2 separate regions of the Mus musculus genome follow, and region 2 is linked to region 1. The links are chromatin contacts, found by Hi-C or POLR2A ChIA-PET in ENCODE. All regions are on one chromosome and are shown on one strand. The core of a region is the stretch at or near the end of the contact, and the rest is flanking DNA. Distances in the headings are between cores, read along the strand shown. Region 1 holds the start of Cul9 (cullin 9). Region 2 holds the start of Gnmt (glycine N-methyltransferase).

The links. A loop is a pair of places that touch in the nucleus more often than their neighbours do. ChIA-PET counts read pairs that join two places held with the same protein, here RNA polymerase II (POLR2A).
Region 2: POLR2A ChIA-PET joins it to region 1 with 10 read pairs in embryonic stem cell. The contact joins the promoter of Gnmt here to the promoter of Cul9 in region 1. A Hi-C loop is called at or near these places in 2 of 37 maps with a recorded cell type or tissue (both heart). POLR2A ChIA-PET finds 5 or more read pairs at or near these places in 4 of 5 experiments (Patski and embryonic stem cell).

Annotation. Positions count from the first base shown.
Region 1 is chr17:46,542,825-46,548,717 of GRCm38, forward strand. It overlaps Cul9 (cullin 9), which reads right to left and starts at 3,564. Exons shown (of 41, transcript NM_001081335.2): 1 at 3,422-3,564; 2 at 356-959. The coding sequence starts at 950. It overlaps Srf (serum response factor), which reads right to left. Exons shown (of 7, transcript NM_020493.2): 7 at 4,015-5,893.
Region 2 is chr17:46,727,553-46,733,871 of GRCm38, forward strand. It overlaps Gnmt (glycine N-methyltransferase), which reads right to left and starts at 1,613. Exons shown (of 6, transcript NM_010321.1): 1 at 1,394-1,613. The coding sequence starts at 1,599.

The DNA.
Region 1 (5,893 bases), core at 2,314-4,813:
TGGCTCCCAAGTGCTAGGATTAAAGGCATACAATGGTGTGTGGATATTTTAATTTGTTTTTAAAGTTGGCTATAACTCTCATACTAATATCGCAACCCAAAACTACATCTCAAACATTCAACTGATATAAATCGACCCGCTTTATTGTCTACCATAAAGGGCGAGTGGCAGATAAACCCTGAGCTTTTGTCCTGTGTGTACCAGGAATAAAGGGTTCATCTATGTTTCTTTTACCTTGAGTTGCTACTTAGTAAGTCATGGTTGGGAACTCTCTTATATCTCTTGTCTTACTCCTTGTGTCTCCCCCCTACCCCCCCCCCCGCCTCCACTGCTCCCCTCCCCCACCTCCTCTTACCAGCATCATGGGCTGCCAGAGCCTGGAGCATCTTGCCTGCACTCCGGCGGATCTGAGGCTCGGGATTGCACAGCATGTGCATGAGCAGATCTAGGGCTCCGGTCTCCCTGAAGACTCCGGTGAGAGGCCCGATGCTGGCATAGGCACTGAGCACGTGGACGGTGTGAAGCACAGCAGCCGTCAGGCTCGAGGTCCCACCCTCCGCCAGCTGCCTGGCAGCCCTGCGCACCAGCGCCCGGACATCAGCCTCCATCTCTGTCATTGCCAACTCATCCAGGCCTCCAGGGTCTCGTGGGAAGCTTCCCACCTCTCCAGCAGGTTCGTGCTGCGGGCCTTTAGGTATTGGCCGCTCCCTCAGTAGCATGGGGCAGTTGGCGTAGACCTCTGGGGCTGACAGCCACATGAGGAGATGCTCTGTCTTCTCCTCCTCTGAGCTCACTTTGCCCTCTTCGCTACACTTGAGGACACTCCAGCGGATCAGGTACTCGGGATGGCCATCATGTCCAGGCCTCTGTCGAAGGAGTTCTTCAGGGTACGCCTGCAGCCGAGGCCCCAAGGGTACCAGAAGGTTCCCTGCACGCCGTTCCCCTACCATCCTGATCTCCTGGGATACACAAGGAGACAGACAGGCAGTATGTGAAAGATGAACCGACTACACAGAGTGCGGTACTATCTTGAGGCATAAGTGAGGTGGGTGGTAATGGGTGGGCTGCATGGTAGAATTTAGAGCACAATAAAAGGCAGAGAATAGGACGGAGTAAATAAGTATTATATTTATATAACATATATATTATATAAGAGAAGAACGGTGTGAACGGAGCAAAGAGATGCGATGAAGGCATTTCAGGAAAGGAAGGGGGCTGGGCTCCAGCTCAAAAGCCAAGTACCTGATTAGGATGTGTGAGGCCTGGCACTGTGTGTGTGTGTGTGTGTGTGTGTGTGTAAGCTGGTCTTTGCTACTTTGTGGGTTCTTCTTTTTCCTACCCTTTATCCAGAGACCCCCCCCCCCCGCTCTCACCCCCTAACACTAACTAGGTAGGAGAAAACCAAGGATAGACAGGAAAGAGATCCTAGAGTCTGATTTCTTTCCTTTTGTTTCTTTTTTTACCTCGGGCTACTAACAAACCACAACCAACCTTCTTAATGGCCAACAACCACTCCACACGCCTTTCAGGAGCCTAGCACTCATGCACTCCGCACACAGTCACAGAAATTGTCTGAAGCTGGCAGAGCCAGGCTTCTACTAGAGCACGGAGTCAAGTCACAGTCAGCAGCTGCAGACAGTCCGAAGCAGCCCCGCAGCCCACACCTGGGGCTACAACAAAAGCCCATTCTCATAATATAGTTCTGGTTTTTAAAAGAAACCCAAATGCCAGAATTCTCAGAAATGTCACTGCAGGGGAGGTGGGCACTAAAGAGATGAGCAGGGGTGAAGAGCATTTGCCGCTCTACAAAATAACCAAGGGTCAGTGCCTAGCACCCACATGGCAGCTCCAGACCATCTGTAACTCCAATCCCAAGAGTCCAACACCCTCTTCTGACCTCCAAGGGCACCCTGCACATACATACAGGCAAAACACTCATGCACACAAAATAAATCCTTTTTAATTTATTTAAAAATAAAATATATGGCCGGGCAGTGGTGGCGCATGCCTTTAATCCCAGCACTTGGGAGGCAGGGGCAGGTGGATTTCTGAGTTGGAGGCCAGCCTGGTCTACAGAGTGAGTTCCAGGACAGCCAGGGCTACACAGAGCAACCCTGTCTCGAAAAAAGCAAATAAAATAAATAAATCTGTGTGTATGAATTTTGTTTGTGTATTTGTCTGTGCAGCACTTGCCTGGTGCCCTTGGAGGCCAGGGAAGGCATCAGATCCCCTGGAAGTCGAGTTAGACATGGTTTTCAGCATTATATGGGTGCTGGGGATTGAACCCAGGGCTTCCTGGGTGCTAGGCAAACACTCCACCAACTGAGCTACATCCCCAGGTCCATAAATCTCCTTTCTAAAAGGCTATGAATTTAAGCCTGGTGTGCCTATAATCTTGATATTCAGGAGACTGAGGCAAAAGAATCACAAATTCCGAGGTTAGGCTTGGCTACACACAGAAAGTTCCTGGCTAAGCCCAAACTACACAGTAAGATTGTCTTTAAGGGCTGGAGAGATGGTTCAGTGGTTAAGAGCACTGTCTGCTCTTCCAGAGGTCCTGAGTTCAATTGCCAACAACCACATGGCGGCTCACAACCATCTGTAATGGGATCCGATGCCTTCTTCTGGTGTGTCTTAAGACAGTTACTCATATAAATAAAATAAATGAATCTTTAAAACAGAAACCAAACTGAACATTCGTTAGCACAGAACTGCTCAGTAAAAAAAATGTATTACAGCATAATCTATTCTTAGATGGGGACAGTAGGTTGCAGGCATCAGATAAGAAAGGTTGTTAAAGCAGAATATTAATGAAAATAAAACGACTAGGGAAAGGTATGTGTGATTTGAAACAGTGCAATGGAGAGAGTAAAATAGAAGGTGTACCTGGATAAAAGAACCAGTTATCCAGGCAGGAGTCATGTCAGGGTGCACGGACAGGAGGCAAGCAGAAGAAAGGAGGAGTCATATAAGATGTGAACTTCTGTGTGGATGGGATTCACTTAGCATGGAAGGAAGGCTAGGCGATAACCATTGATGCTCTTATAGCTGTTGACAAACATGGGGCCAAGCCAAACCATCTTCTAGGCCTGGGGGGCGGGGATGGCATAGGGAGGGCCTAAACCAGAAGCTCTAAATAGGGGTGTGAAGGTGACGCCTGACTGCCGGGACTGAGAACAGAAAGCAGCACGATCGCGTCCAAGCTAGACTCCAGAGAGGTGGCGGAGGAGCCCGCTCAACACCAAGCGGGGAATAATGGCCTGGGGGAGCGGGGCGGCGCGGGGTGAGCATGGCGGGGCGCGGTCGCGAGCTGACAGGACCTGCTTCCCCGACTTCTCCCTCTAGTCCGGGAGGAAGGGATGAGGGACTTGGAGGGGGTTGGGAAAAGAAGGGATGGCTCGGTGCAGAGCTTTCTTCTCACCTCTCACCGCCCTCCCGGCTGGACCCTCGCTGTCACCCAGCAGCGGGTCCCGCAACTGGGCCCGCCTCCTCCACAGCTCTTTTCCGGGTCACACGCCGGGCGCACGCACGACCCGGGCGACTACGGGTCCTACGGTGGCCCACTGCGAGCGTGGCAAAGCGGCGCGTGAGTGGAGCATGCGTATTAGCCGAGGGAGTCAGCAACCAGTGTCCTTCCCAGGTAGTCCGGTGTGAAGCATCCTGCGCTCCACCGGGTCCATCTTCCTCTCCCACCCACCACAGCAATCATCTCCGCATTAGTTAACCCATACTCCCATCACCGGACTTGTGTGTGTGTGTTGTTGTTGTTTCCCAGCGCTGCCCAAACCCTGCGGTATTTTAGATCATTGGGTCACTTTGACTTTTAAGTAAAACCCCTGACCTTCCCTGAGCTGCTGGCAAAACCATGCATTAAGTCCTCGCCCAGATCTCTTCAATCATGTAGGATTGAACAGTCCAAAGCACACCGCAGCTTGGGACAGACTTTAAGGGATTGTGCTCCCTCCTCCCTCCCGATGCTAAAAAGATCCCAAAGACACAGCCAAAGACCCCAGTCTGTGCACAAAAATGATACATTTATTGAAAGAGTATTTTTTTAATACAAAAGAAAGCTCTGTACAGAAGATGTGACCATGTCCACTATTCCTGGGTCAACATCCCAGGAGAAGTAGAAACCACGGATATACCACACGCACTCCACATTCACACACGTATTCACTCGGACACAGGCGCGCGCACACACCCCTAGAGCCACTTAATTAGGGATACACCAAGGGTTGCTGCACATAGAAATGCCACCTCAGTCCTGCCTGACAAACAGGTTCTCCCAAGGCCACAATCACACAGCACACGTTGGTAAGCACTTGGCCTGAATCACTTGCCCAGGCTCTATCTTTTGTGAGGAGGAATCAACACCTCCGGTGTTGGGGGAGGGGCCATGAGTGGGCGGCAGAGGAGTGAAACAGGAGCAGAGAAGGGGGCTGGGCAGTTACAGACCTGAGTCCCAAGCTCCCCAACTCTGACCCCTGGTTTACCATGCCCCAGTCTTGAAAGCCACCCAAACGCCCCAGCTATTTCCAGGAGAAAGGCCAGAAAGGTGGCATCCCAGCTGGGGAAGACAGTAATGGGGATTAGAGGTTCAGGGGGCTCTTAAACGTCAGCAGATCATCCCCATGAAACGTAGGCTGTGCATAAAACCTTCCCAACCCCTCCACCTAACCGCAGAAGTAGGCTTGTTCCTACTGAAGGCAGCAACAAGGGTTTAGTGACACCCTACCCCAACTGCCCTCCCGGAAAAAGCTCCTTTAATGGATACAGGTGGTTTAGGCTGGCTCTGACACAGGGTAAAACACCCTCCCCTATGCTAGCCCACCCTCAAGGTCCCCAAAGGGATTTTAAGGGATGGGGCATGGCCCTGTACAAATTACATAAATACTGAGGTTACACTTAGAAAAATAAAGTCATTTTCTTCAAGGCTTTTTGTCTTAATTTAAAAAAGTTACAGTAGCTGCTCACTCCCTGGGAGAGCTGCCCACCTCTGGCCCCCCATTGCTGCACTCAGCCCAAGAGCTTTTACCTCTGACCCCCATTCCTGTATCTCCCTACCTCCCGAACTCCATCCTGCCCACTGCACCTTGGGCCCCAGGTATCTGCAAGCCTGGGGGAGCACAGGCTGCAACGACCATACTGTGGCACAAAGGACATCAATCTCCTCTCCCTGACCCCTCCCACCCCACCCCCACATTTGGTCTCCATCTTCCCTTTTCCTAGCAACAACCCTAGAGGGCAAAAGAGGCCTAGAACTGCGGGACCTCCCATCCCCCTTCTGTGGCTTGGCCTGAGGGCCCCTCCCCCACCTTTCTCCTGGAAAGAACCCAGGATGTGGAGCAATCCCAGAATCTCCCACACACACACACTGGTGGACCCCAAGCTCATGGGGTGGCTGTCCCCAGGGGCCCAGACAGTTCTAGGGAGCCCAAGAGCTTCCCCAAGAGGAGTTTGGGCAGGGAGGGGGATGAGAAAAACGCCATTAAAAAAAAGTTAAATATTTTAAAAATATATATTTATAGATTTGTTTTCACGTCATCTCCTCAAATAAAAAGTTCAAAATCAACTCTTAAGTAAAGCAGCTGGGAGAAGGGGGAAGACCAAGGGGAGGAAGAGACCGCTAACAGTGGTTCCCTCCAACCCAGGAGCCCCTGCAGGTCCGCGGGAACAGAGGCAAGGCAGGGCAGGCGGCCCCAGTAACCTGCCCGGTGCACAGGCCCAGCTGCTTCAGGAGCTGAAAGGGGCAGAGGGCATCGGCTGAGGGCACAAGCCCCCATATCTCTCCCAGCTGGCTCCCTGAGGGGCAGGGGCCGGGCTCTTTTGACCCAGACCATGGCAGACACAAAGCTAACCAGAGGTCGCCAAAGAGGCTGGAGAGAGGGCCCCA
Region 2 (6,319 bases), core at 363-2,862, 180 kb after region 1:
CTGGGGGCTGGTGAGATGGCTCAGTGGGTAAGAGCACCCGACTGCTCTTCTGAAGGTCCAGAGTTCAAATCCCAGCAACCACATGGTGGCTCACAACCATCCGTAACAAGATCTGACTCCCTCTTCTGGTGTCTGAAGACAGCTACAGTGTACTTACATATAATAATAAATAAATCTTAAAAAAAAAAAAAAAAGAATTTTCCTTATCAAGTAGCAAAAAAATTTTTTGAGAGTTTTTTTTTTTTTGTTTTTTGTTTTTTTTTTAGCCTGGTTTAAACAGTGAGTTCCAAGACAGCTGGGGCTACAAAGAGAGACTCTGTTTCAAAAAAATTTTTTTTCAAAATTTAATTTCATGTGTCGTGCCTGAATATGTGCATCATGTGCATACCTTGTGTCTGCAGACCCCAGAGAGGGTGCTGGGCACCAAATTTGGGTCCTCTGTAAGAACATGTGCCATCTCCCCAGCTGCCTCTTATTAGAAACAGGGTCTCCTAATGTAGCCCTGCAGGGCCTGGAACTCACAGAGAGCCACCTATTTAGGACTCCCTGAGTGCTGGGATTAAATATATGTGCCACTACTCCTGACATCAACACATTTTTTTTTATTTTTAATTATGTCTGTATGTGTAGTACATGTGAGTACAGTGCCCTCCACGGCCAGAAGGGAGCGCTAACCTCCCCCTGGAACGGAATTCCAGGCGATTATGAGCCACCTGATGCAGATGCTAGGCACTGAGAGCCTGTCTTCTGCCAGAGCCTAAGGGGCTCTTAGTAGTCGGACCATCTCACCGGCTCAATGGCTTTTTGTTGTTGTTTTTGTTTTTAAATCATAGTCAGGCATTCTACAAAAGTGCACTTGAGAACCTGGCATACTGGTGCTCCTGGAAATATCTCAGTCAGAGGTGTCCGTGAGTTCTGGGCTGAGTCGGGAGTGTGGGCCAGACACTATCCTGGTCTGTATCCTCTCCACCAAATGGGGGCCTTTTACCTCTTGGAAATGACTTTTTCTTTAGTACTACTGGTTGGAGAAAAGCGCTGCTCACCTCGTGGGGTTTTGTTACAGCTTGCAACACACGTACCCAAACTCCTGGCACAGCACTTGGCTGTGCAAACGTGCTACAAATGTTCTGTTCACACTGCCAGAGGCCAATCGCAGGAGGAACAGCGCCGGAGCCAAGGATCCACCTTGACCCAAAGCTCGGATTTTGCTCTGTCCCATGAATCCTTCTCTGCGCACACCCTGGCCCCTTCCCGCACTGTTTCGGCAGATGCTCTCCCATGCCCATACTACCCTGATGAGCAAGGGCTCTTGACCCCCTAGTACTGCCTGCCAGGCTCCAGCCCGCAGAGGCTGCCCAGACTGGCCTAAGCAGGCCGGCCCGTTTGGACTCACCCTGTGCCACAGGCTACGTCCAGCACCCTGTGGCACCCGTGCTGGCGCAACAGCCCAAGCAACCACGCCTTGTACTCTGCGGTACGGCTGCGGGTGTCCCCGATGTACAGCTGCCACACACGTGCGGCCTCCCCATCTGCATACTGGTCCGGGAGCCCTTCGGCCGCCACCCCCAGGGAGCGGGTACGGTACACGCTGTCCACCATCCTGACCGGCGCCTGGCTCTCAGGCCACGCGATCCGCACTTATAATCCTCTGGCAAGGCAGTCCCACCTGGCCAATGGCAGGTGAGAGCAGGGACACGCCCCTGCTGGGCCCTGGGCCCAGAGCCAGGCTTGCTGCCTCTGCCTTGAGGATGGCTCAGCACAGCAATCCTGGACCTGGCTTAGTAAGACAGGTCAGATAGGACTCGCCAGGGTGGCCGGGAGGAACTCACAAAGTAAAGCAATGAGAGATCACTCCACCCCTACCCAAGGAGGAAGGGGAAGAAGCCTGAAATCCACCCAAAACAGAATTATTACATGCCCAGCCCAGCACAGTGTCTACACAACACTGCTTATCATTTAGTGGAGGGAACACTCCGCTAAAGAGAGCCACTGTGTCGGGACATTATGAACAGTCTTTGAGAAAGATGCCCATCCAAGTACAAGAGTACACCTGGAGATAGGCGTGTCTCTCTTCCCCTCCCCCATACCAGCCAGGAGCCTCCTAAGGTAGCCTGGGCCTTCCAATCCATGGGCTTTATACTCTGCAATCTCTTAAAGGCTGGGTGTAGTAAGGTGAGACAGGAGGATTATTAGTGCTCAATGAATTAGTGAACAATGTGGGAGACATAGCAAGCCTTCCATCTGCTTTCCATGGGAGCACCTTCAGAGAGGAAAGTTGGGGGTCGGCAGGGAAGGTGCTCATGGCGCCCGCTCGGGCTAGCGTCACTGTATAACCTGAGGGTCCGTTTCGTGTTACCCGCTCACCCTTTTTACCCCACCAAGGACAAGATCCCAGCCGGGCTAAAGTCGGCTCTGGAAGATGCGTGTGAGCGACGAGAAGCCTGCCCCGCCTGCCCTGCCTGCCCACACACTTCCAACTCTGTGAACACTCGTTACGTGGAAAGAAGAGAGAAGACAGGGAGCATCCCGCCCGCCCGCCCGCCCGCCCTCCCTTCGCCTTCCCAATGCAGGGTGAACCCTGGAGATGGAAGGAGGCCCACAGTTGTGTGACTTAACCTTCTTATAGTAGGTATGGCTGTTTTGACTTCATAGATGTCAGTATGTGTCTGACGCCCGTGGAGCCCAGAATCGAGAGCTTCAGATACCCTGAACCTGCAGTTGTAGACAGTGGGGAGCCACTCGGTGGTGCTGAGGACACTGAACCCCACAGAGGACCAAGTGGTTTGTTTGGTTTGGTTTGGTTTTTGTGAGAAAGGGTTTCTCTGGCTGTCCTAGAATTCACTCTGTAAACCAGGCTGGCCTCGAACTCAGAGATCCGACTGCCTCTGCCTCCCAAGGGCTAGGGCTAAAAGCGTGCGCTACGACCCTAGCTGCAGATAGGGCTTTTAATGGCTGACCTATCTCTCCAGCCCATATTTTTTAACTTTTGTTAGCACAGCGCCAATCTCAAATGGTTCTGACCAGGCTCAGTCTTGGGGACTCAATGTCCCTACACACAGGCCTCTGACACTATGCTCAGAAAGATTCTCGAGGCTGAGTGTGATGGTGTGTGCCTGTAAGTCCTATACTTGGCAGCTGAGAACAGAAAAGCTGGAGTTCAAAGATATTCTAGGGTACATAGACTTCAAGGCAAATCTGGGCTACATCAGTCCCTGTGGAGACAAAGCAGAGAGGAGAAACTGTATTTGGGAATTTCAAGTAAATCCAATGCCACGTATCAAAGCATTTTGGGGGTAAACCTATCAATCCTAGACTTTTTTCAAATCTCATCTCAGCATCTTAAGTGGTATCTTTTATTTACTTAGGGTTTTTAAAACTGGGGAACCAGGCATGGTGGTGCATTTTGTTTGTTTGTTTGTTTTTTGAGACAAGGTTTCTCTGTATAGTCTTGGCTGGCCTTGAACTCACAGAGATCCAACTGTCTCTGCCTCCTGAGTTGCCGGGATTACAGACAAAGCGCCACCATCTAGCTAAATGTATGTCTTTAATGTCAGCACTCAGGAGGCAGAGGCAGTTGGATCTCTGTGAGTTCCTGGACAGCCAGGGCAATGTAGAAACCTTGACTCAAAAAGCAACAACAACAGGACACCCAAGACTATACAGGGAAACCCTGTCTCAAAAAACAAACAAACAAACAAACAAAGCCCCAAGGGAATGGTGAGATGGCTCAGTGGTTAAGAGCGCTGACTGCTCTTCCTAAGGTCCTGAGTTCAAATCCCAGCAACCACATGGTGGCTCACAACATAATGAAATCTGATGCCCTCTTCTGGAGTGTCTGAAGATAGCTACAGTGTATTTACATATAATAAATAAATAAATAAATAACCCCCCCAAGCAATAACAACAACAAAAAATGTATGTTCAGAAAAAAGCACACAGCACGCAAGACTCCCTTCTCTCCTCCCATATTGGTTCCAGAAACCACACTCAGGTCATAGGCTTGGCAGCAAGCTCCTTTGCCGTTTGAGCCATCTTGCTGACCCGTGATTCTCAACCTTTCTAATGCTGTGATACTTCATGATACGGTTCTTCCTGTCGCAGTGACCCCCAACCATAAAACTATCCCCTTGCTACTTCAAACCTGTAACTTTGCTCCTGTTATGAATCATAATGTAAATATCTGATATGCAGGATTTTGACACGTGACCTCAAAGGGTTGAGAGGCACTGTCTAGACAGTCTTATTATGTAGCTCTGGCCGTCCTGGTACTACTATAAGGTTTAGTTTTGAAAGCAAGCCTCCTGCCTCAGCTTCCAGGAGGCTGGGGTCATAGGTGTGAGCCACTATGCCCAGCTTAGATACCCGTGACAGACTCCTGGCATACACTACGGAGTCTCAATTACGGAGGAAGCCGAGGCAGGAAATCATGGGAGCTCCGGAGTTCCCAGGCCAGCCAGTGCAACAGAGTGAGAACCACCCCAAAATCAGGAAAGGAAAGAGGGAAAGGGAAAGGAAGGGGAAAAGGGAAAATGGAAAATGGAAAAGGGAAAAGGGAAAATGGAAAAGGGAAAAGGGAAAAGGGAAAAGGGAAAAGGGAAAAGGGAAAAAAGGGAAAGGGAAAGGGAAGGGAAGGGAAGGGAATTAGCCTGGACATGGTGGGCATGTTGACAGGCCAGGATAGGAGGAGTTCCACAGACTCTGAAAGCACTGCTGGCGTCACGGAGGAAAGTTCCAGGCTAGCCTAGATTACTGAGTGAGACACTGCCTCAAAACAAGACTCATCTTCTCCAAAGGAAGCAGCAACCCCGACTTTCTTCCCAGGAAAGCAAAAGCTTCGCCCCCCAGTAAAACGCCTTTGTGAGGGTTGGAAGGTTATTTAGTGATGTTGGGGGTGAGGACGTCGCTGGACCCAGTGTCTCAGGCTTAACCTGAGTGCTGAGCCCTGTACCACTGAGCTATACCTCCACAGGCTAGACTTGTTTTTTCATTCTCTTCTTTAGATAGGGTCTGGGTCTGGTAGGTAGGTTCCTAACATAAGATCTGGAACTCCAGGCAATCCTGCTCCAGCCGCCTAAACACTGGGATTACAGGTGTATAACTGTAAAAACTAGATACAATTTTTTTCTTTGTTTTTGGGAGAGAGCAAGGTCTCTCTGTAGCTGGTTGGGCTGGTCGGCCTAGAACTTGCAGCAATCCTCCTGCCTCTGCCGAAATGCTGAGATGATGCACAGCCACACCCAACTACAGGATGCAATCTTCACAAAAAGCAATTTGTTATTTACCTTAAACCAAAAGAAAATAATTATCTGGCTGGTTGATGCACTGAGAGCAAATCTGTTTACCAACAACTTGAGAGGAAGATGTGAAACCCTGAGGCAGGTGTGGTGGTGCACACCTGCGAGAGAAAAATGTAGTAACAACTCAATGGTAGGAAAATGACCCACTGAGCCATCTTGCTGACCAGTATTGTCTTGAAACATGGTCTCACTGCATAGTCCAGGCTGGTCTATGCTGTCCACCATGCCAGACCTACTTTGGGTTTGTTTTTTTTTTTAATTATTTTTTAGATTTATTTATTATTGTATGTAAGTACACTGTAGCTGTCTTCAGACACCAGAAGAGGGTGACAGATCTTACTACAGATGGTTGTGAGCCACCATGTGGTTGCTAGGATTTGAACTCAGGACCTTCAGAAGAGCAGTCAGTGCTCTTAACCACTGAGCCATCTCTCTAGCCCCTACTTTGGGGTTTTTGAGATGCAAGTCTTGCTATGCAGCCATGGCTTACCCTTGCCTGGACATACAAAAGGATTGGGTGGATAATCTGAAAGTTTAGGACACAATTCCCCTGTCATACACACACACACACACACACACACACACACACACACACACACACACACACACACACACACGTGGGTTACGTAACCCTCTCTGAATGTGCCTGAGGATCTGGGAAGGTCTCAGGGATTTCAAAGCTGCTGGAGAAATAGCATTTTTAGCTATTACCTCCAGTAAGGCTGGGGCTGTAGCTCCCGAGTGAAACCACTCACATGGCAAAACCTCGAAGCTCCTCAGTAAATTGATGGTATCACACTGACACGCTGCAGTCCTAGGGTCTAGCAAGTCACTTCTGAGGACAGTGTGACTTCACCAGAGTCCTGCTCCTTTGTTTGTGGTGTGGGCTCCACGTGGTTTCAGCTTGAGGTTCACAAGAGTAGGGCATGGCTCATGGTTGTAACACAGCTGGTTCACAAGTTCAGGGCCAGCCTTGGCTAGTAAATTCTAGGTCAGGCTCAACTAAAAACGCACACTCATGC